Linked DNA regions of Homo sapiens: region 1 is linked to region 2. The links are chromatin loops, found by intact Hi-C in ENCODE. Cell type or tissue: dorsolateral prefrontal cortex. All regions are shown on one strand. Each heading gives the region's core, and the rest is flanking DNA. Links, peaks and the distances in the headings are about the cores only.

What was found. Hi-C counts contacts between places; a loop is a spot of excess contacts. Peaks named below come from ENCODE experiments on the same cell type or tissue, not always from the same donor. Only the 100,000 strongest peaks of a DNase experiment are listed, where the experiment ranks them.
Region 1: a loop joins it to region 2, with 2.5 times the contacts of the local background. A loop is called at or near these places in 15 of 110 quality-filtered maps.

The regions. Positions count from the first base shown.
Region 1 is chr19:40,899,196-40,908,810 of GRCh38, reverse strand. It overlaps the pseudogene CYP2G1P. Among named protein-coding and RNA genes, the nearest start is that of CYP2A7, 22 kb to the right of the region's middle. RefSeq lists a silencer at 297-446. In dorsolateral prefrontal cortex, for the core only: no CTCF peak of the experiment used is centred there; no DNase peak of the experiment used is centred there; H3K4me3 peaks cover 593 bases; H3K27me3 peaks cover 233 bases.
Region 2 is chr19:40,658,401-40,669,644 of GRCh38, reverse strand. NUMBL (NUMB like endocytic adaptor protein) reads left to right here. Exons shown (of 10, transcript NM_004756.5): 10 at 1,507-3,740. The coding sequence ends at 2,177. Among named protein-coding and RNA genes, the nearest start is that of NUMBL, 27 kb to the left of the region's middle. RefSeq lists a silencer at 6,448-6,727. In dorsolateral prefrontal cortex, for the core only: CTCF peaks have their summits at 6,506 and 6,713 (motif pointing left); DNase peaks (open chromatin) are centred at 5,994, 6,154, 6,694 and 7,245; H3K4me3 peaks cover 1,521 bases; H3K27ac peaks cover 2,887 bases.

The DNA of each region.
Region 1 (9,615 bases), core at 1-8,000, 240 kb before region 2:
CTGAGGCTCAGGGAGGATCAGAGCCTCCTCTGAAAGTCTCTCAGGCCATAATATTCCACCCCTCCTCCCTGGGAGAGCCGCAGCTGGAGGTCTGTAGCGGGGCAAGGCTGCACTAAGAGTGGGCTTCACCTCCACCCCTCCCGCCTCTCCTCCTCAGGAAGGCGGAACTGTTTCAGAGAAGGCCTGGCCAGAATGGAGCTCTTTCTCTACCTCACCACCATCATGCAGAACTTCCGCTTCAAATCGCGGCAGTCGCCTAAGGACATTGTTGTGTCCCCCAAACACGTGGGCTTTGTCACAATCCCACGAAACTACACCAAGTGCTACTTGCCTTGCTGAGGGAGGGCTGTGCTGGTGCCGGCGTGGTGGGCGGGATCAGAGGAAGGGCGGGGCCAGGAGCGGGCCTGCGGGAGGGGCGGGGCTAAGAATGGGGGCAGGACAGGGGGAAAGGAAGGGGCGAGGTGGTTAGGGGGAAGAGAAGAAACAGAAGGGGCTCAGTTCACCTTGACGATGTCCTTCAGAGCTGGGATGAGAGGAAGGGAAACCTTAAACTATGCTACAAAGAGTAGTAATAATAGCATCTCATTTCTTGAACAAGTACCTCCGTGTCAGCTCTGTTCAAAAACCGTTGCATGCTCACCTCACTTAATGCCCACAAACCTCTGCAAAGGGGAACAGCATTCATGCCCATTTTACACATGACAAAGCTGAGGCTCAGAAAGTTGTCTGTAGCTGAGGTGTCACAGAATATAAGTGCCCAGCAAATCTTTGAACACAACCCTCTGGGCAGATTCTTAAAAAGCACCCCTTCCTCAAGTCAAACAGCTTAGTATAGCATCACACAGCCTGAACAGCCCTGTCCTGGGGTTTTCTCCAGAGACCTGGCCGGCGGTTGTCCTGGCTTCACTGCACACTTGCCCACTCTCACCTACTCAAGCACACTTTGTGCACCAGGGTGTAGCCTGCACCCCCTACCAGGTAAGGCCACTGTCGTCCATTGAGAGTCAGTTCAGGGACACAATGAGACCGCTTAATGAAGAAATTGACAGAGAGAAACATTCTGAGAGAATGCTGGGAGAACTCTGGATCAGGACATACCATATGCATGTGTGTGATCATGTACAGTTGTGCATGTGAGCATATGACTGCATACTCTCCCCATGTATGCATGAAAAACATTCCACTATGGGTTTCTGAAGGTTGGGTTCTCTTGATGGATCTAGGGTCTGTTGTAAGACCCAGCTAAGAGTTTCACAATTACCTGCCCTCTCTCAAATAAGTTAGTGTGTGTCCCCCTTAGAAGCTCCCTTACAGCTTTCACGAAAATTAACTCCAAGTTTATTGTAGACCTAAATAAAAAATGAGTATAAAACTTCTAGAAGATAACATAGGAGAAAATCTAGATGACCTTGTGTTTGCTGGTGACTTCTTAGACACAACACCAAAAGCACAATCCATGAAAGAAACAATTGATAAATTCTACATCATTAAAATTACAAATTGCTCTGCAAAAGAATTGTCAAGAGAACGACAATACAAGCTACAGACGGAGAGAACATATTTACAGGGCACATACCTGATAAAGGACTTACATTCAAAATACACAAAGAACTGTTAAAACTCAACAATAGAAAGCAAACAACCCAATGAAAAGTGGGCAAAAGATCTGAACAGACACCTCACCAAAGAAAATATACACATAGCAAATAAGCATACGGAAAGATGCTCCACATCATATGTCACTAAAAATTTCAAATTAAAACAATAATGATATACCACTACCCACCTATTAGAATGGCTAAAATCCAAAACTGATCACCAAATGCTGGCAAGGAGGTGGTCCAACAGGAACTGTCATTCATTGATGGTGAGAATGCAAAATGGCGCAGCTAATTTGGAAGACAGATTTGCAGTTTCTTGCAAAGTTAAACAGATTCTTACCATGTGATACAGCCATCAGGCTCTTTGGTATTAACCCAAATGAGCTTTATATCCACACACAAAAACTTATATCCACACAAAATCTTACACAGAAATGTTTACAGCAGCTTTATTCATAATTGCAAGACTTGGAAGCAACCAAGATGTCCTTTAACAGGTGAATGAGGAAACAAACTGTGGTACATCCATACAATATTATTTAGCAATAAAAAGAAATGAGCTATCAATCTATGAAAAGACTGGGAGGAACCTTAAATGTATATGGCTCAGTAAAAGAAGCCAGCCTGAAAAGGCTTCATACTGTGTGATTCCAACTATATAATATTCTGGAAAAAGTGAGACTGTGAAGACAGTACAAAGATCAGTAGTTGCCAGGAGTTTAGGGAGGAGGGATGAATAAGTGGAGAATATGGGATTTTTTCTTTCTTTCTTTCTTTCTTTCTTTTTTTTTTTTTTGAGACGGAGTCTCGCTCTGTCATCCAGGCTGGAGTGCAGTTGAGGATCTCGGCTCACTGCAAGCTCCGCCTTGCCTCCCATTCTCTCCTGCCTCAGCCTCCTGAGTAGCTGGGTCTACAGGCGCCCACCACCACGCCTGGCTAATTTTTTGTATTTTTAGTAGAGACGGGGTTTCACTGTGTTAGCCAGGATGGTCTTGATCTCCTGACCTTGTGATCCGCCCCCCTCAGCCTCCCAAAGTGCTGGGATTACAGGTGTGAGCTGCTGTGCCCAGCCCATTTCTGTTGTTTTTTTAAGCCACTCAGTTTGTGGTACTTTGTTATATGTACCTAGGTTCCTAGGCAGCCCTAGGAAGCTAATAAATCCATCCCTGGATAAACTGATAAATAAAAGGTGATATATCCATACAATGCAATTTCGTTCAGCCACAAAGAGGAATGAAGCAGAACTTCATGCTACAACTAGCATGAACCTTTAAAAAAGTATTAGTGAAAGAACGCAGTCAGAAAAGACCACATAATATATGACTTAATTTATATGCAAGTCAGGAATAGAGAATCTAGGCCAGGCATGGTGGCTCATGCCTGTAATCCCAGCAGTTTGGGAGGCCAAGGCCGGACGATCATTTGAGGTCAGGAGTTCAAAACCAGCCTGGCCAACATGGTGAAACCCCATCTTTACTAAAAATACAAAAATTAGCCTGGCGTCGTGGTGGGTGCCTGTAATCCAAGCTACTCAGGAAGCTGAGGCAGGAGAATCTCTTGAACCTGGGAGGCAGAGGTTGCAGTGAGCAGAGATTGTGCCATTGCGCTCCAGCCTAGGCAACAGAGCGAGGCTCCATCTCAAAAAAAAAAAAAGTGAATCTACAAAGAAAAGTAGATTCGTGGTTGCTCAGGGCAGGGAATTGACTGTGGGGGAAAAGGGGTAAGACCTAGAAGGTATGAGGTTTCTTGTAGAGGTGATGAAAATGTTCTAAAATTGACCATGGTGATGGTTGCAGTATTGATTAATACACCCAAACCCACTTAATTGTACACTTTATGATCTGTAAGTTATATCAATAAAGGCTTTTTCAAAAAGAAAAGAAACAAATATAAAGAAAAAAACCTCACAGTAAAGAAAATGTCCTCTCTGACTTGTAGGTCTTGATTAGTTCTAGGAAGAAAATTGATTCACCTAGTTTCTGAGAAATGTTTACTCTAATTAAATGAATTACTTCCAGGGGATAGCAGGAGTACGGATTCCCTCTAACCTGCCTCATACTTCCTGGTGTTACCTAATCCACCTGGGCTTCCTCCATCACAGTCCTCCACATTCTACTCCGTGCTTCCTTCATCAGAGCTATGCTGGGCTATGCTGGGCCGTCACTGTAAAGGATGGAGCACTCTTCCCTGCTGGGCTGTGAGCCCTATGTGGTGAGTCACTGAGCTTTTCCTGGTCACCATTATGTCATTAGGTCCTTCCGTGGGCCCCTTGGAAGGACCCGATGTGTGTTGAATAACTACAATGTCTTAGATTCTCAGAATTTCTAGGAACTTTTTTTTTTTTAACAGAATCTCACTCTGTCGCCAGGCTGGAATGCAGTGGTTTGATCTCAGCTCACTGCCACCTCCACCTCCCGAGTTCAAGCGACTCTCCTGCCTCAGCCACACGAGTAGCTGGGACTACAGGCACGTGCCACCACATCCAGCTAATTTTAGTATTTTTAGTGGAGACGGGCTTTCACCATGTTGGCCAGATTGGTCTCAATCTCTTGACCTCGTGATCCGCCCACCTCGGCTTCCCAGAGTGCTGGGAATACAGGCGTGAGCCACCGCGCCAGCCTCTAGGAACTTTCTAATAGGCTCACGTCATAAATAGAAATGAAGGCTATTTTGAGGACCTATAGCTCTTCTGTGCTTTACCTAAAGAGAGATCAACAATTCTCTCTCCTGCTTATTCTTTTTTTTTTTTTCCTTAAGACACAGTCTTGCTCTATCACCAGACTGGAGTGCAGTGGCGTGATCTCAGCTCACTGCAACCTCTGCCTCACAGGTTCAAGCAATTCTGCTGCCTCGGCCTCCCTAGTAGCTGGGACTACAGGCACGTGCCACCATGCCCGGCTAATTTTTGTATTTTCTTGGTAGAGACAGGGTTTCATCATGTTAGCCAGGCTGGTCACGGACTCCTGACCTCAGGTGATCCACCCGCCTCAGCCTCCCAACGCCCTGGGATTACAGGCGTGAGCCATCGCGCCCGGCCTGCTTTATGTATTCTATTTGCAAGTAAGATCATTTTAAAAAACGTTTCACAGCTAAAAATGTTTGATGCCCATTGTACTGTGTACTTGCGAGGTGTGTTTGTAGCTCTGAGATGCTGCATTTATAGAAGGGGGTGCCAAGGCTTTAATGATGTGGGTTTGTATGTTGGTGTCTGTGGTGGGCATAGGGATGTGCTACTTGAATCTTCATTCATGGAGAACTTTCCAATCAGCTTCAATAAGGGCAGTGAGCTGAGAGTCTCCAGTTGCAGCACCATTAGGACCCACCTCAGTGTGGAGCGGAACCCATGCTTTTCCAAGGAAGCCCCAAATAGTAATTAAGGACTCTGGGATCCAGGGCATGACCCTATCTGTCCAACATAAACCATCCCCAACAGCATTTTTCTCTGGATTATGGGTCTGTTATCTCTGCCTGGTGGTCTTGGCCTGTCTCTGTCCAATCCTCCTTCCTTCCTTCTTTTCTTTCACAAGTGTTGGATCTGCATCCTGTTCTGAAGACTTTTCTGCTACCAGTGTCATCTGCTTCCTTCCTTTTTGGTCTTTCACATGCATTACCCTCCTCCCTCCAATAAAATGATGGACCCCTAACTCCGTCTAAATCTCAGCTTCCCGGAGGATCTAATTCCCATAATGTATATAATGGCATTTATTGTTTGTTTGTTTGTTTGTTTTGAGACAGTCTCACTCTGTTGCCCAGGCTGGAGTGCAGTGACACTATCACTGCAACCTCCACCTCCCAAGTTCAAGTGATTCTCATGCCTCAGCCTCCTGAGTAGCTGGGATTACAGGGATGCACCACCATGCCTGGCTAATTTTTTTTCTATTTTTAGTAGAGATGGGGTTTCACTGTGTTGGCCAGGCTGGTCTCGAACTCCTGGCCTCAAGTGATCTGCCCACCTTGGCCTCCCAAAGTCCTAGGATTACAGGCGTGAGCCACCATGCCTGGCCGCATTTATTGTTTATTATACACACAGTCTCAAAACTCTTTTCTGATTTTCTGAGTACCTCCTATTGTGTGGCTCTTGATCAGGGACAAGGCTTTGCCTCCCACTACAACAGCTGAAGGAGGTATTCATTCTTCCTCACCTCACCTTGAACCCTAAGGTTTTAACATGTGGCTAGATGTCTGGAACTCTTAATCATGAGGATGTGAGACAAAAACACAGACACAATCAGGAAATCATCTATAGTGGCATCAGTGGGTCTAGAGTCCCATGGCAGTACCCAGGGGGTGGGTCAGGTGTTCAGTACCCAGGAGATGGGTGGTGTGGCAGCAGGTCCTACCAGATAGCTTTGAACATTACCTTGGCTGTTGGTCCCCTACCACAGCCTCTTTTTCCTACTCATATTCTTACCCTATTTTTCCAGAATTGCTGTTAATTTTGTGAGCTAAACAATCACCTTCCAGTAGCTAACAGCCTTTCTATTTAAAATAACCAAAGTCACTTTATATTGCTTAAAAATAGGAACCCTGGCCGGGCGCAGTGGCTCAAGCCTGTAATCCCAGCACTTTGGGAGTCCGAGATGAGTGGATCACCTGAGGTCAGGAGATAGAGACCAGCCTGGCCAACATGGTGAAATCCAGTTTCTACTAAAAATACAAAAATCAGCCAGGCGTGGTTGTGCGTGCCTGTAATCCCAGCTACTTCAGGGAGCTGAAGCAGGAAAATCACTTGAACCTAGGAGGCAGAGGTTGCAGTGAGCTGAGATCATGCCACTACACTCCAGCCTGGGTGAGAGAGTGAGACTCTGTCTAAAAAAAAAAAAAAAAAAAAAAAGGAACCCTGACTGTCATGGGTCCCAAGGTTCCCTGGAGGTGACAGGTTGAAGAAGAGGTGATCAAAGATGAGATCCTATCCTTGGACTCCTGCCTGAACTCCCTCTTTCTCTCACACCCTATATACAATACCGTAGCAAACCCCACCATCTCAGAGAGTGAAACAGATTTCAAATCTACCATATTCTGCCCAGCTTCACTGCTGCTGCTGGGTCTGAGTCAACACCACCAGTTGCAGTAGCCTGCTAATAGGTCTTGGCTTTTGTATCCATCATATGATAGCTAGTGTGAGCCCTGTAAAATATGTCTGTACATGTCATCCTCTGCTCACCATCCCTCCAAATACCTCAATCACTCTCAGGGTAAAAGCCAAGACCTCACCTTGGCCCACAAGACCCCACACAGTCTGGTCCCCATCGCCTCCCTGGCCTCGTTTCCTTCACTCCTACTCTGTCTTCCTCCTCCATGCGAGCTACACCTGCTCCCTGTGGATTCCTGGATGCACACAGCCTCCTGCCTTAGGACTCTGCTGGTTTGTTTGTTGCTTTGTTTTTTGAGACAGAGTCTCACACTGTCACCTGGGCTGGAGTGTAATGACACAATCTCAGCTCACTGCAACCTCTGCTTCCCGGGTTCAAGCAATTCTCTGTCTCAGCCTCCCAAGTAGCTGGGATTCAGGCACCTGCCACCACGCCCAGCTAATTTTTGTATTTTTAGTAGAGACATACGTTTCACCATATTGGCCAGGGTGGTCTCAAACTCTTGACCTCAGGCGATCCGACCACCTCGGCCTCCCGAAGTGCCGGGATTACAGGCATGAGCCACCACGCCCGGCCACTGCTGTTGGTTAATCTTTCTGCCAGGAACACTCCCTTCCCAGATATCTTCATAGCTTGTTGCCCCATCACCTTGTGAAACCACCCCTAACCATCCATTTGCAATTCCAATCACAGAATGCATATCCCACTTACCAGCCTTGCTTTTCTAATGCAGTATGTCATTTGCATATTTGTTTCATGTATGCTTTATTGTCCACCTTCCTTACTAGAATGTTAGCTCCCTGAAGGCAGGAGTTTTTGTCTGTTTTGCTTACTGATGGATCCCAAGTCCCTGAAGACTACGCTGGCACTTGTTGGGTATTCAGTAAATATTGGCTGAATAAATGAAAAAGAGGGAACGTTTTTGTCAGTTAATGGAGTCTGGAAAGGGAATGATAGAAGCTGGGGATAACTGAGCTATCCTCAAAAATGGAGTGGGGAGGCCGAGCACGTTGGCTTATGCCTGTAATCCTAGCACTTTGGGAGGCCAAGGTGGGTGGATGGCTTGAGGTCAGGATTTCAAGACCAGCCTGGGCAACATGGCGAAAACCCATCTCTACTAAAATTACAAAAATTAGCCAGATGCAGTGGCACGTGCCTGTAATCTCAGCTACTCGGGAGGCTGAGGCATGAAAATCCCTTGAACCCAGGAGGCAGAGGTTGCAGTGAGCCTAGATGGTGCCACTGCACTCCAGCCTGGGCCACAGAGTGAGACTCCATCTCCAAACAAACAAACGGACTGGGGAGTATTTGGAATTGGGAGTTGTGCTGAGAGCAACTGGAAAGGAAGATTAGAAGAAGAGATGATGGCGGAGAAAGGTAATGAGTCAGCAAGATGGGTGAGGATGGGGCATTTTACCCAGGGGAAGTCACTGGAGAGCAGCTGGCAGAAACTATAACTCATAACAAGTCAAGAAAGACATTTCAAGCTGTTGGCTGTGCCCTACATCGCTGTCACACACCATACTCAATAAACTTGCTACGCTCAACAGACTTGAGGTCTTTGTTCACTTTTCGGGGGCTGGTGGGTAAAGATGAGAACCAAGGAGAAAGGATTTTAGACTACATTTTGGTCAAAATCAGAGCACACACAAAAAGGGACAACATGAAGACACAGGGACTGCAGTAATAATTTGATGCAGCCAGAAACCTAAGCAACGGTGACCATGTGACCATGAAACCTGCAGGCAGAGGTGCAAATCTTGCACAGGGCGTTGCTCTTCTACGGGAGAGGAAGACACGCAGCTGTACATTCTCAGGTGACCCTGGCTGACTCTGTAATCATAGTGCCTCCTCTTAGGGATGCTTGAGGATTAGTAAGATGAGGAAGAGGGGGTGCTCCTGAACACGAGAGGAGAGCTGCATTCTTCACCACTTCCTCCTTGCCCCGCAGGAGGTGTGGCTCAGCGGGCCACAAGGCAGAGCTCATAGGTCGGGGTGATGTTGCCAAAGCCTGAGAGCTTGGGGGTGATATCGATGTCCACAAGTGGCACCAGCGAGCATAGAGAGAAGTTCTGAAGGGTGGAGGTGAAGTAGAGAAAGAGTTCCATGCGGGCCATGGCCTCGCCCAAGCAGATGCGCTTTCCTGCAGGCACAGGGGAGGGCAGAAGGAAGGGTTGCACCTGCACAGGTCATGGGGGTGCCAGGGGTGTCTGGACTGACCACCCCACTGGGCCTCAGCTGCCTCATCCGCACATCAGGGCTCATGACTGTGACTGCTTTATAAAGGGGTGTTACACAGGCTTAGTGGGTATCTATAGTTAGTGCTCAGCTAGGACCTGCTACTTCTCTGATGGCTGGGATTCCATCCCGTTCCAAGACGGAATGGTTCTATAGGATCCATGAGTTTCAAGGTTGTGTTCATTTCAGTTCCTCAAGGGTTTGTCAAATGCCTATTAGGTGCCAGACACTGGTGAGGAAAAAAAGTGAAAACTCACCCGTAATAACACTTACTGTTTATAAGCCACTCTTCCAATTGTTTGGAGGGATTAATCTCTGTTTCACAGATGGGGGCTGAAGTGACTCACCCAAGACCCCACCATTTCTAAATGATGGAGTGGAGTCCAGATTCCCAACCACTGTCCTGACTCCAGGTTCCAAATGACATACACTTTTGGTTGTTGTTTTTTGTTTGTTTGAGACAGGGTCGTACTCTGTCACCCAGGCTGGAGTCCAGTGGCATGATCTCGGCTCACTGCAACCTACACCTCCCGGGTTCAAGTGATTTTTGTGCCTCAGCCTCCTGGGTAGCTGGGATTACAGGCGCCTGTCACCACGCCTGGCTAATTTTTGTATTTTTAGTAGAGACAGGGTTTCACCATGTTGGCCAGGCTGGTCTCGAACACCTGGCCTCAAGTGATCCA
Region 2 (11,244 bases), core at 1,753-9,752:
CTTAGAGCCACGGGATTACCTGAGAATCATGCAATCACCTTAAAAGCAGGGATCATCTTAGAGCCAGGGGATCAGCCTAGAACCATGGGATTATCTGAGAATCGTGTGATCATCTTAGAGCCATGGATCATCTTAGAGCCAGGGGATCATCCTAGATCCGTGGTTCATCTTAGAGCCATGGGATTACCTAAGAATCATGTGATCACCTTAGACCCAGGGATCATCTTAGAGCCAGGGGATTATCCTAGAACCATGGATCATCTTAGAGCCATGGAATTATCTGAGAATCATGTGATCACCTTAGAGCCATGGATCATCTCAGAGCCCTTGATCATTTTAGAGCCACGGGATCCCCTTAGAACCATGGGATCATCCTAGAACTATGGATCATCTTAGAGCCATAGGATCACCTTAGAAACACAGATCATCTTAGAACCAGAGGATCATCCTAGAACCAAGGATCATCTTAGAGCCGTGGGATTACCTGAGAATCAAGTGATCACTTTAGAACCATGAATTATCTTAGAGATACGGGATCATTGTAGAGCCACGGGGTCACCTCAGAGGCATGTGCTCATGCTAGAATCTTGGGATCACCTTAGAGCCCAGAGATCGTTTCAGAACCATGGAATCCTTGAGAACCATGTATCATCTTAGAGCCATGGGCTTATCCTAGAACCACAGGTGCACCTTAGAATCTCAAACACTGTAAATGTAGAACTCGAGAATCTTAGAAAGCCCAACCCTAAACTGTCAAACCTTACTATGTTAGGATACTATTATACATGTGGAGAAAGATCCATGCAATCTTAGAATCTTAACTCCTAAAACAATACATTCTGAAGGTATTAGAAAATCAAGGGTGATATTCAAAATAGTGAATACCAGCTGGGTGTGGTGGCTCATGCCTGTAATCCTAGTACTTTGGGAAGCCGAGGCAGGGGGATTACTTGAGGTAGGAGTTCGAGTCCAGCCTGGGCAACATGTTGAAACCTCGCCTCTACTAAAAATACAAAAAATCAGCCGGGCGTAATGGTGCGCGCCTGTAATCCCAGCTACTCAGGAGACTGAGGCACGAGAATTGCTTGAACCTGGGAGGCAGAGGTTGCAGTGAGCCCAGATAGGGCATCCCTGGGCAACAGAGTGAGACTCTCAAAACGAACAGACAACAAACAAAACAAAATAGTGAATCCTAGGCTTGGCACTGACCAGTCAGAAGGGTAGTGGGGCTAGGAGGATGTCAGTCCTACTTAGACTTTCTCATCATAGGGCCTTAGAAGCTCAGAATTGTATGTTCTTAGCACTCCAGAACCATTACGTGGTCCAGAATGGTGAAGTCACTCGCCTGAAGTCAGCAAGCTCGGGAGGTGCAGAGCTGGGATTCAGAGGCAGGCGGTCTGGCTCCAGAGTCCGTGCTCTGATCCCCACACCATGCCAGTTCCCAGCCTGGGGTTCTTCTGCTGAAGCCGTTGCCCCCTCCCTCACCTGTCCCTCTCCTCTCTCCAGGGACTTCTGCCTGGGGTGAGCCCTCCGTGCCCCCTGCAGCTGCCTTCCAGCCTGGGCACAAGCGGACACCTTCAGAGGCTGAGCGATGGCTGGAGGAGGTGTCACAGGTGGCCAAGGCCCAGCAGCAGCAGCAGCAGCAACAGCAACAGCAGCAGCAGCAGCAGCAGCAACAGCAGCAAGCAGCCTCAGTGGCCCCAGTGCCCACCATGCCTCCTGCCCTGCAGCCTTTCCCCGCCCCCGTGGGGCCCTTTGACGCTGCACCTGCCCAAGTGGCCGTGTTCCTGCCACCCCCACACATGCAGCCCCCTTTTGTGCCCGCCTACCCGGGCTTGGGCTACCCACCGATGCCCCGGGTGCCCGTGGTGGGCATCACACCCTCACAGATGGTGGCAAACGCCTTCTGCTCAGCCGCCCAGCTCCAGCCTCAGCCTGCCACTCTGCTTGGGAAAGCTGGGGCCTTCCCGCCCCCTGCCATACCCAGTGCCCCTGGGAGCCAGGCCCGCCCTCGCCCCAATGGGGCCCCCTGGCCCCCTGAGCCAGCGCCTGCCCCAGCTCCAGAGTTGGACCCCTTTGAGGCCCAGTGGGCGGCATTAGAAGGCAAAGCCACTGTAGAGAAACCCTCCAACCCCTTTTCTGGCGACCTGCAAAAGACATTCGAGATTGAACTGTAGCCCGAGCCGCCCCACCCACTCCATCATCTCCAGGTGCCCCACGCCTGGGGGTGGAGGCACAACCTCTCCCCTAACCCTGCTCCCTGGGGCTGCGCCCCTCAACACCCTCTCAACACCCCCCTCCCTCAACCACCCCGACAACCACTACAGAACCAACATTGTGACGCCCAGGTTGCAACAGGATGGAATTCAGGGACGGACCCAGCCTGGCTAAGGGAACCATTTCACTGCCGGACTTAGGCTGGCAATGCCCCCTTCCCCAACCCCAGACACAGGGGTTGGCCACAATCCCACTGAATGCCCTTGGTTCACACTCCATTTCCCAGTTTCTGTTGACCCCCACCTTCCAGTGTTGGACAGGATGGAGGGGGGACACTTGCTTAGGGGCTCTCCTGGGCCCCACACCAGTGCCCACCCCAAATCTGGTCGTCTCCTCCCCCCATGCACAGCACAAGCTAAGGGCTGCCCTCTGCCCACACGCTGCGTTCACTGCCAATGCTGTACTCACCTCCATCACCCTCCAACTTTGGGGCCCATGTCTTCCTTGGGCCAAGGTCTCATGGGGGCTAGGGCCAAGTTGGGGGCCCAGGAGGCGGGGAGGGAGGAGGAGGAGAAGATGCGCAGTTACCTCATGTCGGTGCCCGCTGGGGAGGGGTCCGGGAAGAAGGGGAAGGGGTGCCTGGCGGGTACTTTTCTATCTTTTATTTCCAGATTTTTTTTGTATCTAAACTTGAAGATTTGTATTATACAAGGACAGCCAATAAAGGAAGAATATAATGGTGCCCCTCGGGAAACGAGGGTGTGTGTAGGGCGCTGGTGAGGCCCTAGAACCTTTCCTCCTGAGTCATGGACTGAAACAGAGTCAGAAGGATGTCCCTGAGTGATAACCTCTGAGTCATAGCGTGGTAACAGGTACCACTGACTCAGCACCTGCCAGGCGGGTATTAAAGGAGCCAAAATTAATCACCCCATTTCTATTCCTTACAGAGTTAGAATCAAGGAATAAAAAACAAATATTATGAACTGCTGGCTGGGCACAGTGGCTCACGCCTGTAATCCCAGCACTTTGGGAGGTCGAGGCAGGCAGATCACTTAAGGTCAGGAGTTCGAGACCAGCCTGGCCGCCATGGAGAAACCCAGTCTCTACCAAAAATTCAAAAATTAGCCGGGCGTGGTGGCAGGCGCCTGTAATTCCAGGAGGCTGAGGCACAAGAATCGCTTGAACCCAGGCAGCAGAGGTTGCAGTGACCTGAGGTCACACCATTGCACTCCTGCCTGGGCAACAGAATGAGACTCTGTCTCAAAAAAAAAAAACAAAAAAAAAAAAACTACTTCTAATTAGCTCAATATTAATATTTTAACAAGTTGGGTTGGTAACAGTATATCTTTGCCCATGCTGGCAAATTCTTGTTTTGTCAGCATTTTCCATAACTCTGGCCAAAGTGTCACCTGATGTGGCAACGTTTTACAGTCTTGCTATTGTTTCTTGAGTCCTTTAATCTATAAGATGTATTTTTAAAAATATATAACATATAAATTTTGTTTCGTTATAGCTCTTTAAAATGAGGTGGTTGATTTTGTGCAGTCCAATATTCTATTCCCACTGGATAGATGGGGAAGTTGAGTCAGTGGCCCACGGTGATACATTTGATTAGTGTGGGCCAAAGTCAAAGGCAGTCGTGAAACCATCAGGCTGAGGCCGGGCACTGAGGTGGCTCTCACCTGTAAGCCCAGCACTTCGGGAGGCCAAGGTGGGAGGATCGCTTGAGCCCAGGAGTTCGAGGCCAGCCTGGGCAACATAATGAGACCCTGTCTCTACAAAATAATTTTAAAATTAGGTGGGCGTGGTGGCATACGCCTGTAGTCCCAGCTGCTGGAGAGGTTGAGGTGGGAGGATTGCTTGAGCCTGGGAGGTCCAGGCTGCAGTGGTCCGTGATGCAGTCACTGCACTCCAGCCTGTGAGGGTGACAGCGTGAGACCCTGTCTAAAAAAGCAGACAAAACAAAAGGCTGGGCGTGGTGGCTCATGCCTTTAATCCCAGCACTTTGGGAAGCCGAGGCAAGTGGATTACCTGAGGTTGGGAGTTCGAGACTAGCCTGGCCAACATGGTGAAACTCCGTCTCTACTAAAAATACAAAACTTAGCCAGGCGTGGTGGTGGGTGCCTGTAATCTCAGCTACTTGGGAAGCTGAGGCAGGACAATCGCTTGAACCTGGGAGGCCAAGGTTGCAGTGAGCCAAGATCACGCCACTGCACTCCAGCCTGGGCAACAGAGCGAGACTCTGTCTCAAAAACAAAAAAGCATCAGGCTGTGAGGGAACAAGCCTAGGGGTCTGCCCTCTATAGCGTTTCCATTACATCCCATTAACCTGCTTGTGGACTCCAGGACTAGGAGACCTAAGACAGCTCTGTCGGGGTATGACGTTGGGGGAATGTCCCAGGCAGGGAGCAGAGGACCCTGCCAGAGATAAGCCACACTCTCACCTCCAAGCTTTTGCATTTGTCATTCTTTCTGCCTAGAACACCCTTTCCTTCATGGTGACACAGCACTTCCCAGAAGAATGCTACTCATTCTTTAGGACTCCGTTCAAATACCTTTTGTTAGAAGGTGACCCTCTTCCAAGGCCCTGAGCCCCATCCTATCCTTTCATTAGGATTTATTTATTTTTTGAGACAGAGTCTCACTCTGTCGCCCAGGCTGGAGTGCAGTGGTGTGATCTCATTGCAGCCTCCACCTCCTGGGCTCAAGCGATTCTCCTGCCTCAGCCTCCCAAGTAGCTGGAACTACAGATGCCTTGCCACCACACCTAGCTAATTTTTGTATTTTTAGTAGAGACTGGGTTTCACCATGTTGGCCAGGCTGGTCTGGAACTCCTGACCTCAGCGATTTGCCCACCTCGGCTTCCCAAAGTGTTGGGATTACAGGTGTGAGCCGCCGCGCCCAGCCCAGTATTTTTGCTATTATTATTTTGGAGGCAGGGGTCTCACGCTGTCACCCGGGCTGGACTGCAGTGGGGCAATCATAGCTCATTGCAGCCTTGAATTCCTGGGCTCAACCAATCTTCCCACCTCAGCCTCCTGAGTAGCTGGGACTATAGGCGTACACCACTATGCCCAACTGATTTTTAAATTATTTTGTAGAGATGGGGGTCTCGCTATGTTGTCCAATCTGGTCTGGAACTCCTGGCCTCAAGCGATCCTCTTGTCTCTGCCTCCCAAAGTGCTGGGATAACAGGCGCCCGGCCCCATCCTACCTTTTTGGTCTAAGTTCAGACGGCTCTTCAACCCCCCCAGACTGAGTCAGCAGCACCCACTCTCCCCTTGGATCCTACAGGCCCCTCTCCTCCCCTATCCCAGCCCTGACCCATCTGCCTGTGCCTCCCCCGTCCTCTCAATGACTCATTCTGGGCTGTCACTATCTGGTGGCAGGTCTGTCTGCCTCACTGGACTGTGAGGGAGAAGGGGGTCTGGGGCGTCTCAGTCACTTCCCCGTGCCAACACAGGGCCAGGCACAGAAGAGGCAGCCTCAGTGTTTCCCCTCTGCAAACCACTAGGAAGTGAGAGGGGCAGAAACGGCCTAGGACTGGGACAGAGAGGATTTGAGCAACTGGAAGGATGGGGAACTGAGGTCAGAAGCACGCAGCAAATCTGGGACACAGTCAAGGCACCCCCACCCCGTCCCTGACTGATCTCTTCGTTCAACCACCCTTCCTTGCGCCCAGAGCAGCCTTTCTCAGAGCTGCCCCCACAACGGTTCCCGCGGATGCAGATGGAAGGGGGCCGTCCCGGGGAGGACCTCCCACAGGCTCCTCTTGGCCCATTTCCCATCTTCCCTCCCACGCCCAGGATGGAGACTCTGGCTCTCCACGGAGCTTTTCGCTCCAAAGAGGCCCTGGAACCCGGATCAACCGCCCACTCCCACTTCTCCAGGTTTCAGCCCGCTAAGAATAGACCAGGGACATCGCACTGGAAAGCCCCGCCCTACCCAGGAACCCCATCCCACACAAACGCCTATCGAGGTCATTTTGGGGGAACAGGAGGACGTCCCCCTGGGGCCGGTTCTGCACTCCTCTCTCCCGTTCTTTGGGAAGCTCCGCCCTCCGTTGCAGCCCCGCCCCTCGCGGCCGCCCCCTTTCCCGGAACCGCCCCCGGCCGCGCAGGCTATTTTGATGCATTCCACGGGTGACAGAGCCGGGCGCCCCCACCCCGCTTCCTGTTGGGTGATTTTGTTTTGTTTTGTTTTGTTTTTTAAAGCTCCACCCCCAGGAGGCCACAGTTTCTCCGGGAGCCGGCCGCGCAGGACCGGGGACAGCCCTGGCCCCTCGCTGCACAGCGCTGGGACCGCCCCACGGAGCGCGGCGTCTCATGCTCCCTGGGGCCCGCTGCTTCCACTGCCCTGCGCAGGGCCACGCGCCACCCCGGGCTGCCTGGCCGTAACCTACCCCGTCCACCCTCCAGGCGCGCTCGCCGACCTCCCGCACCTGTGGGGCCACGTGGTTGCCGGGAGCGCTCCTCTAGCGTGGTGAAGCAGCGCCCCCTCGTGGTCTTGCGCTCGCGGCGCCTGGGCGGCCGCCCCTCCAAGACTTTGCTAAGGCAGGAAAAGTGTTTAAGAAAAATTAAAATTGTGCTGGGCGCGGTGGCTCACGCCTGTAATCCCAGCACTTTGGGAGGCCGAGGCAGGTGCATTACCTGAGGTCAGGGGTTCAAGACCAGCCTGGCCAAAATGGCGAAACCCCGTCTCGACTAAAAATGCAAACATTAGCCGGACGTGGGGGCGGGCGCCTGTAGTCCCAGCTACCCGGGAGGCTGAGGCAGGAGAATCGCTTGAACCCGGTAGGTGGAGGTTGTAGTGAGCCGAAATCGAGCCACTGCACTCCAGTGATAGAGGGAGACTCGGTCTCAAAAAAAAAAAAATTGCTGTCGCATTCATGAACATTATACTTCAGGCCCTGGCTCAGCCATTCACCCCTCTGGGAAGTCCTCCCTGACTGGTCGGGCGCCTCCTTTGGGCTCCTATGGTTCCTTATGCTCCTCAACTGGGCCTGTACCTCCCCGCCCTGGCCCGGATCCGTCTGCCTGTACATCTCCCATCTGGACCTCGACCCCTTTGCCCTCTGCCTGCACCTCACCAGTCCCCGCCCCGACCCCTCTGCCTGTGCCCCCCATTCCAGCCCAACCTCTCTGCCCGGGCTTCCCCCATCCTGGCCTCCCACCCCTCTGCCTGTCCCCTCCCCACCATCCCGCCGTGATGGCTCTAGGCTGTCACTGTCTATAATGGGTCGGCGTCCCCGCCCTGCACAGAAAACCTCATGAGGGCAGGGAAGAGAGCTGTCTTGATAACTACTGAGTCCTCAGTATTACCAAGGTAACATTTATTTCCTCCCTCAACACTGGTTTTGTTTTAACAGCTTTACTGAGGTATAATCTACCTGTCATAAAATTCACCTATTATAAGTGATTTACTGATTTTGGGTGATTTTACAGTTCTGCAGCCATCACAGCCAATTCAAGAACATTTCCATCACTCTGAAAAGATCCCTTCTGCCCATTTGCAGTCGCTCCCTATTCCCTGTCCCAGCCCCAGGCAACCACTGGTCTACTTTCTGTCCCATACATATTCTCTTCTTCATTTTACAAGCATTTTCTGAATATTTATTTTTATCAGCTATTGAGGGCTGAGGGTACACAATGAAACTCACAGGCCCTGCCTTCAGGGAACTCAGAGTCTGGTTATTGTAATAGCTGATGGGAAAATATGTCCATGCACTAATTTCTTCATTCATTCAAAAAACATTTATTGGCCAGGCACTGTGGCTTGTGCCTGTAATCCCAGCACTTTGGGAGGCTGATTGGGGAGGGTCACTTGAGGCCAGGAGTTCAAGACCAGCCTGGAAAATATAGTGAGACCCCCCCCCCCACCCCGATCTCTACAAAAAAATTTTTTTTTTTAATTATCAAGGTGTGGTGGTGCACACCTATAGTCCCAGTAACAGGAAGCTGAGGTGGGAGGATTGCTTGAGCCCAGGAGGTCGAGGCTGCAGTGAGCCATGATTGTGCCACTGCACTCCAGCCTGGGTGACAGAACAAGACCATCTCTACAGAAAAAAAAAAAAAAAAAAAAAAGAGAGAAAAAGAAGGGTCTTCCAAAAATTCATGGAAAATGTGTATTATGAAAAAACTATGCATGGAGTTCAATTTTTTTTTTTTGCACCAAAATAAATTCATACTAACTTGTTATAACTTGTCTGAACAGGACCTAGTTTGAGACACTAAAATAAAACATCAGATTGAAAAGAGCCCCTATCAGAGCAACACGAATTCTAAAATTGAAGCAAGAACAAGCATCAAATTGATGGTGAAGCTTGGGTGGAAGAATGATGAAATCATTGATGTTTTCCAAAAACTTGACAGTGCCCCAGAGAAATCAGCCATTTACAAATGGATAACTCGTTTTAAGAAGGGACAAGTTCGGGCGTGGTGGTTCACGCCTGTAATCCCAATACTTTGGGAGGCTGAGGCCAGCGGATCATTGGAGCTCAGGAATTCGAGACCAGCCTGGGTAACATGGTGAAACCCCATCCGTACAAAAAATACATAAATTAGCTGGGTGTGGTGGTGCACACTTGTAGTTCCAGCTACTCAGGAGGCTGAGGTGGGAGGATCACTTGAGTCTGGGAGGTAGAGGTTGCAGTGAGCCGTGATTGCGCCACTGCACTCCAGCCTGGGTCATGCTGAAGATGAAGCCCACCGTGGCATACCATCCACATCAATTTTTGCAGAAAAAAATTAAATTTGTTTATGCCTTAATTAAAGAGGACTTACAGTTAACAGCAGAAACAATAGCCAACACCATAGACATCTCAATTGGTACAGCTTACACAATTCTTTTTTCTTTTTTTTTTTTTTTTTTTTTGAGACAGGGTTCTCATACTGTCGCCCAGGCTGAGTACAGTGGTGAGATTGTGGCTCACTGCAGCCTCAACCTCCTGGGCTCAAGCGATCCTTCCACCTCAGCCTCCGAAGTAGTTGGAACTACAGGTGCGTGCCAGCACGTTCAGCTAAGTGTCACACGCGTCCCTGTGAAGAGACCACCAAACAGGCTTTGTGTGAGCAACAAGGCTGTTTATTTCACCTGGGTGCAGGCAGGCTGAGTCCAAAAAGAGAGTCAGCAAAGGGTGGTGGGATTATGATTAATTCTTATAGGTTTTGGGATAGGCGGTGGAGTTTGGAGCAATGTTTTGCGGGCAGGGGGCGGATCTCACAAAGTTCATTCTCAAGGATGGGAAGAATTACAAAGAAACTTCTTAAGGGTGGGGGAGATTACAAAGTACATTGATCATTAGGGTGGGGCAGAAACAAATCACAATGGTGGAATGTCATCAGTTAAGGCTATTTTCACTTCTTTTGTGGCTCTTCAGTTGCTTCAGGCCACCTGGATGTATACGTGCAGGTCACAGGCGATATGATGGCTTAGCTTGGGCTCAGAGGCCTGACACTAAATTTTCGTATTTTTTGTAGAGATGGGGGTCTCATTAGGTTTCCCAGGCTGGTCTTGAACTCCTGGACACAAGTGATCCTCCTGCCTCATTCTCCCGAACTGCTGGGATTACAGGCTTGAGCCACCTCACCCGGCCTCAGCTTACACAATTCTGACTGAAATTAAAGCTAAACAAACTTTCCACTCGATGGGTGCCAGAACGGTCGCACCCAGATCAGCTGCAGAGAAGAGCAGAGCTTTCCATGGACATGCTAAACAAGTGAGATCGAGATCCTAATGCATTTCCTTGAAGGATTGTAACGGGAAATGATACATGGTTTCACGGGTGCAATCCTAAAGACAAATCGTAATCAGAGAATGATTGCCAAGAGCGGGGAAGTGATCCAGTCAAGGCAGAAGCACACTGGTCAAGAGCAAAGGTCATAGCAACAGTTTTTGGGGATGCTCAAGGCATTTTGCTGGTTGACTTTCTGTAGGGTCAAAGAATAATAAGATCTGCTTATTATGAGAGTGTTTTGAGAAAGTTAGCCGAAGCTTTAGTAGAAATAAGCCTGGGAAGCTTCACCAGAGAGTTCTTCTCCAGCATGTCTACGCTTCTGCTCATTCTCCTCATCAAACGAGCAATTTTACAAGTTTTGATGGGAAATTATTAGGCATCCACTTGGCAGTCCCAATTTGGCTCCTTCTGACTTTTTGTTTCCTAATCTTAAAATCTTTGAAGGGCACCCATTTTTCTTCAGTTAAGAATGTAAAAAGACTGGGCTGGGCGGAGTGGCTCACGCCTGTAATCTTAGCATTTTGGGAGGCCAAGGAGGGTGGATCACCTGAGGTTGGGAGTTCAAGACCAGCCTGACCAACATGGCAAAACCCTGTCTCTACTAAAAAAAAAAATACAAAAATTAGCCAGGTGTGGTGGCTCATGACTGTAATCCCAGCTAGTCGGGAGGCTGAGGCAGGAGAATCACTTGAACCCAGGAGGTGGAGGTTGCAGTGAGCCGAGATCATGCCACTGCACTCCAGCCTGGGCAACAAGAACAAAAAAAAAAGGCCTGGCACAGTGGCTCACAACTGTAATGCTAGCACTTTGGGAGGCCGAGGCGGGCAGATCACCTGAAGTTAGGAGTTTGAGACCAGCCCGGCCAACTTGGCAAAACCTCGTCTCTACTAAAAAAAAAAAAATTAGCCAGATGTGGTGGTACATGCCTGTAGTCCCAGCTACTCAGGAGGCTGAGGCAGGAGAATGGCTTGAACCCGGGAGGCAGAGGTTGCAGTGAGCCGAGATCATACCACTGCACTCCAGCCTGAGCAACAGAGTGAGATTCCATCAAAAAAAAAAAGAAAGAGAAAATGTAAAAAGGCTGCACTGACATGATTAAATTCCTGGGACCCTCAGTTATTTAGGGATAGACTAAATGGCTGGTATAATGGTTTACAAAAGTGTCTTGACTTTGACCTTGATGGAGTTTATGGTGAGAAATAAAGATTTTTTTAAAATTTTTATCTCTTAATTCCATTCTCCATCAACTTTTTGAATTCCCCTCATAACACAATAGCAATTTGTAGCTCATA